Linked DNA regions of Homo sapiens: region 2 is linked to region 1. Evidence: chromatin contacts called from ENCODE Hi-C or POLR2A ChIA-PET data. All regions are on one chromosome and are shown on one strand. Each heading gives the region's core, a stretch centred on a gene start or an enhancer-like site at or near the end of the contact. The rest is flanking DNA. Distances are from core to core; before and after follow the strand shown. Region 1 has its middle 19 kb from the start of MRPL33. Region 2 overlaps BABAM2 (BRISC and BRCA1 A complex member 2).

The links. A loop is a pair of places that touch in the nucleus more often than their neighbours do. ChIA-PET counts read pairs that join two places held with the same protein, here RNA polymerase II (POLR2A). Pooled maps may share reads with other maps.
Region 2: a pooled map shows a loop between it and region 1 (3-fold over the local background). The contact joins two enhancer-like sites. A Hi-C loop is called at or near these places in 2 of 168 maps with a recorded cell type or tissue (Caco-2 and PC-9) and 6 of 50 pooled maps. POLR2A ChIA-PET finds 5 or more read pairs at or near these places in 3 of 52 experiments (Caco-2, MCF 10A and Panc1).

Annotation. Positions count from the first base shown.
Region 1 is chr2:27,751,639-27,754,338 of GRCh38, forward strand. No RefSeq gene overlaps it. Among named protein-coding and RNA genes, the nearest start is that of MRPL33, 19 kb to the right of the region's middle. RefSeq lists an enhancer at 982-1,600. Within about 2 kb of position 1,399, at least 10 of the 41 ENCODE cell types and tissues checked have a DNase peak (open chromatin) inside an H3K27ac peak, as active enhancers do.
Region 2 is chr2:28,250,143-28,252,842 of GRCh38, forward strand. The region is part of intron 10 of BABAM2 (BRISC and BRCA1 A complex member 2); the gene reads left to right. Among named protein-coding and RNA genes, the nearest start is that of BABAM2-AS2, 59 kb to the right of the region's middle. RefSeq lists an enhancer at 1-158. Within about 2 kb of position 1,374, at least 3 of the 41 ENCODE cell types and tissues checked have a DNase peak (open chromatin) inside an H3K27ac peak, as active enhancers do.

The sequences.
Region 1 (2,700 bases), core at 149-2,648:
CTCGGCCCTGCCTGGGTTTCCTCTCCCCTTGTTTGCAAGGACTCCTGAGAATTCACACACATCCTGGGTGTCCTCCCTGCCAGTCACCAGCTCAATCCTGCTGGTGCCCACTGCAGAAACAGACCCCTCTCTTTTTTTTTTTTTTTTTTTTTTTGAGATGAAGTCTTACTCTGTCACCCAGGCTGGAGTGCAGTGGCGCCATCTCAGCTCACTGCTATCTCCACCTCCTGGGTTAAAGCGATTCTTCTGCCTCAGTCTCCCGAGTAGCTAGGATTACAGGCTCCTGCCACCACACTCAGCTAATTTTTTTGTATTTTTAGTAGAGACAGGGTTTCACCATGTTGGCCAGGCTGGTCTCGAACTCCTGACCTCAAGCGATCCGCCCGTCTCGGCCTTCCAAATTGTTGGGATTATAGGTGTGAGCCACCATGCCCAGCCCAAGCCCCTCTCTTAAGTTCTCCAAGCACAGCTTTAACAAAACTCCCCATAACCTCTGCAGAGATGCCATTCTCTCTCAAAGAAAGCCACATTTTACAGTGACTAAGAGGAGCCTGTGGCCTCACGTTGTCCTGCATTGCACTGTCTCCTTTCCAGAAAAGGTTCACGTTTTATCCTTGCATAACCCAAAGACCTATTAAAATCTTTTCCTAAAAACAAAAGGGATTATTCCCACAAGAGCAAGTTGCTTCCACCTCCACCGGAGACAAAGAAATTGGAATCAAAACCCCAAGCCCATGTGGCTCAGAATAGCAGTTTGCTCTTTTTTTCTTGCCATTGCTTTTTTCAAAAATAGCGGAGGCCATTTTTTGCACACCACATTCTATACCTGTTTGGAAACCAAAGGCTGAGTCTGAAAGAGGGTCAGGGACTGGGCTGGGAAGGGAAGGCTGCAGGAGAGACTCAGGAAGAGGGAGTGAGGTCAATGAACACAGCAACCGCCAGTTTTTCCAAGACTGAGACCTTTTATCGTGGAGTCAGATGTGGGGAGAGGGGGCCAGGCGTCAGCTAGCTGTGGGATCACGGGCAAGTCTTGGAGGTGCCTCTTCCAGCTTCAAATCTCTGTGTACTTTGGGGAGGCAGGGGGTTTGCTTCCCAGGTGCAGGCTTGCACCTGCCTCTTTCTGGATTGCATCAGAGCTGCTCAGGACTCATTTCCCCACCCCCACAGGCGCCTACAGCTCCCTCCCCCTCCCATAACTTATTAGCTACAGATAACATCCCTTTGTTCTCCCAGTGACTCCACACCCACAGAAGGAGAGGGGGATGAAGAAATCTGCCAGGAGGGTGCCTCCCGCCAGTATCTGATGAAGGTAAGAGGTAAGAGGCTGCCCGTTTACTGCTTGTGCCTTCCAGGGAAGCTTCTTCCCCAGGGCCACTACCCGTTTCGGGAGGCGTTTCTGGGCTAGGCTTCCTGGCAGGGGAGGCTCTCAGGCACTGGGGCCGCTGAGGGTATGTGGTGAAGCGCTTGGCTTGGAAATCTTTGCCTTAGGGACTCATTAAGAATTTTTTCAGGGAATCCTCGTCGGGTGTCTTCCAATGGCTTCCCACCAGGTTACAGTCAGGCCGAAACTTCTTTTTTTTTTTTTGAGATGGAGTCTCGCTCTGTCGCCCAGGCTGGAGTGCAGTGGCGCGATCTCGGCTCACTGCAAGCTCCGCCTCCCAGGTTCACAGCATTCTCCTGCCTCAGCCACCCGCGTGCCCGGCATGGCCCAAACTTCTTAGCCTTTTTTGCCAGTCCTTTTCCCAGACCCACTGAGCTCCAGTTACATAGAACCACGTGCGATTTCCTTGAAAATATTATGCATTTTCATGCTTCCGTGACTACTTTGCATATGCTGTTTCCTTTGCCTGGAGTGCCCCCTACCACTTCTCTTCTTAAAGAACTCCTATTCATCCTTCAAGACCCTACTCAAAAGTCAGGTTCTTTTTCAAAGCCTTGCTTGACTTCTCAGACAGGGTGGGATGCTCTGTGCTCTAGGCACAGGGTTCCTTCCCTGGCTCATCTGGGATTAGGGTAATTATTAGAATTTACATGTTTATCTTCCTTCTAGTTGTTCCTCCAGGGCAGGGACTGTCATTCACCTTTGCAAATGTGGTGTACAGCACAGTGCCAGGCCCTCGTAATTCCTCAGCCAGTATTTGTGGCAGGATAAACACAATTTCTTCTGGATTTATTGTAATTTTGAGTAGCATTAAGAGAATGCTTTTGTCTCTGTGGACATTCCCTGGCCTCCAGTGGCATCTCTCCAGACAAAGGTCACATATTTGTGAATCTGTATATTCACACAGCATCAGCATGTCACTTCTCAGGTATTTTACATCTGATTTATTTATTTTACACATTAACCCTATGGGTGGTTGTTATTGTTGCCATCATAAAATAAAGAGATCGAGATGCTAAGAGATTAAGTACCATGTTCAAGGTATCAGCACTTGGATGGCAGAGCTGGGACCTGAAACCAGGTATTCTGGCTGCAAAATCTTTTATCTACATCTGAGTTTCTGAGTAAGTGGTCTTTGAATCAGTAGGTCAGCGTCCCCTGGGGACTTGTTAGACAACCCAAAACTCCAAGGGTGGGGCCCAGCAATCTGTTTCAACCAGCCCTGCAGGTCATTCTATCCTCAAGTTAACACTGGCCTGTGCCACAGCTGCTCCAGTAGCTGTCCACAGCCATGGGAGGGCGCTCCAAGGCCGACTTTC
Region 2 (2,700 bases), core at 124-2,623, 500 kb after region 1:
TCCTATAGAGGGTGACATTTCCGCTGAGACCTTAGCAGTGATTCAGACAGCCAAGGAAGGCAATTCCAGGGAAGGCAGTCCCTGTGCAAAAGCCCTGAGCCCTGAGGCAGCAAAGAGCTCTGCTGAAGCAGGCGTGGCTGGAGCACAGTGAGTAAGGGGAAGGGCATTTGTTGAACTTTTTTTTTTTTTTTTTTTTTAGCTATCTAATATTGAATTACTTTCTTAGCGGTTTATTCTAGAGATTACAATATGCATCTTTAACATAATTGCCTTAAGATTAATAATACCTTCATTCTGGTAAAATATAGCAACATTGCTCCTTGTCCTCCCGCTTATTTGTTCTATTAATTGTCATATATATTACATGTATATATGTTATAATATAAACACAACAATATAGCTTTTTCTGTCATTACTATAAACAATCATATATATTTTTTTCTTTTTTTTTTGTTTGTTTGTTTGTTTTGTTTTTGAGACGGGGTCTCGCTCTGTCGCCCAGGCTGGAGTGCAGTGGCACGATCTCAGCTCACAGCAACCTCCGCCTCCCAGGTTCAAGCAATTCTCCTGCCTCAGCCTCCTGAGTAGCTAGGATTACAGGCATGTGCCACCACTCCCGGCTAATTTTTTGTGTTTTTAGTAGAGACAGGGTTTTGCCGTGTTAGCCAGGATGGTCTTGATCTCCTGACCTCGTGATCTACCCGCCATGGCTTCCCAAAGTGCTAGGATTACAGGCGTGAGCCACCACGCCCAGCCACAGTCTTATGTTTTTAAAAGAGAAAAAAAGTTATCTTTGGATTTTGCCCTGCACATTATTTCCAGTGTATCTTTGCAAGACTTTGATTGCTGTGTTCCTCCATTTCAGAGCTGTAGGATTGGGGCTGGGGTGGCAGTGTTTATTCAGTCTAATGAATGATAAGGTTCTTACTCTGATGTTTTTCTTTATTTTAAATGACTAATGTTCACACAGATGTCTTAGTATTATTCTTTCTGTATTTGTCTTTAACTATCTGTTTGTTCATTTGTTCATTCATTGGTTTTCAGTTGACATTAAGTAAAAGGAAAGCAATTATTTTGTTTTTCAGAGAACACAGTTTCTGGTAAGACTTTTTTTTTTTAAGCCAGAGGAAATCAACAACTTCAGACTAATTCTGGTAGTCATTTAAATAATTCTTTCCTTATAGGCCTGTAATCAAGGCCAATAAATTAGAAATCAGGACAGCTTTTGAAATTTTAAGTAAAAATCAGAAGCTTCTGTTTATTGCTACAAATGCTTCTGCCGAGCTCTGATTTTGTCAGGCTCTCCAATTCCTGGTATAACCAAGGAAATTATTTGCATTGATGTCGCACTGTCACCTCACCACTAAAACACAAAGCTGTCGTAGTAGCAGCCACTCAGTTCCTGAGCTAAGCGAGGTAGACTTTCATCTGCCCGCTATAGAAACAGTGTTTCGTCGTAGAATATTTAGCACTCAACAAACAAGATGGCTACTACATAAATCGGTAAAACCAAAACTGTGATGTTGCTCAAAACCTGCTTACTTTTTTGGATACAGTTCACATCTTTATATAAAGGAATATACTTGAAAAGCAAATCGGAATCAGTAAAATAATTAAAATTAAGAACCACAATGCTATGTGTTAGAATTTGTTTCAAGCCAAATCTATAGAAAGTGTAATATTATTTTAGAATTACCATGTTTACCTCATATCAGACATAAAGATTCTTAGTTTAATTTTATCATTTCTAGTATTAATAACTATCAGGCTAGGTGCAGTGGCTCATGCCCGTAATCCCAGCACTTGGGGAGGCCAAGGTGGGTAGATCACCTGAGGTCAGGAGTTCGAGATCAGCCGAAACATGGTGAAACCCTGTCTCTACTAAAAATACAAAAATTAGCCAAGTGTGGTGGCACCTGTAATCTCAGCTTCTTGGGAGAGGCTGAGATAGGAGAATCGCTTGAACCTGGGAGGTGGAGGTTGCAGTGAGCCGAGAACGTGCCGTTGCACTCCACCCTGGGCAAGAGGAGTGAAACTCCATCTCAAAAAAAAAAAAAGCAAAAAAACTATCAAAGCAACAGGAATGAAAATTAATTATCAACAAAATATCAAACCAGTCAGTTCTCTAATATTGTTCCGAATGATAAAAGAATATGGAAAAAGATAAAAGAAAATTTACTAAATGCCTTTTTGCTTTAATTATGGGAACTACTGAGTCCTTTAGATACTTTTACATTTTGGTTAATTTTTATACTGAGACTTCCTTGAAAGTGGTTAGCTCTACTAGGCAAAGTGGTTTTCATCTTTTGATTATACACACAAGCACACCCTTCGCCCGGTTTACAGTTCAGAGAGCTCCAGTCCTTCAGCAACCACTGTCACTATTTTGACTCAAATTGAAACTTCTGTTTCATCTTTAGAGTTTACTTCCAGAAAGCCTGTTTTGTAATTTCTGACACTAGTTTGAGAACTTACTGGATTAATCTTCACTGGGAATATTGTCTTCATTATAATACCTTAGAATTACATGACCCCTTTTTAGTGACCTTAAAGGATTTCTTTTAAGGAAGAAGGTTGTAAATCACTTGCACAATCATGCAATGAATTTTTCCCCTGTACCCTCTTATATATGTTGTATGAATCTTTTCAGTTGTAATTATTGGATTAAGTAATTGCCAAAGCAAGTGTTTCTGATCAAAG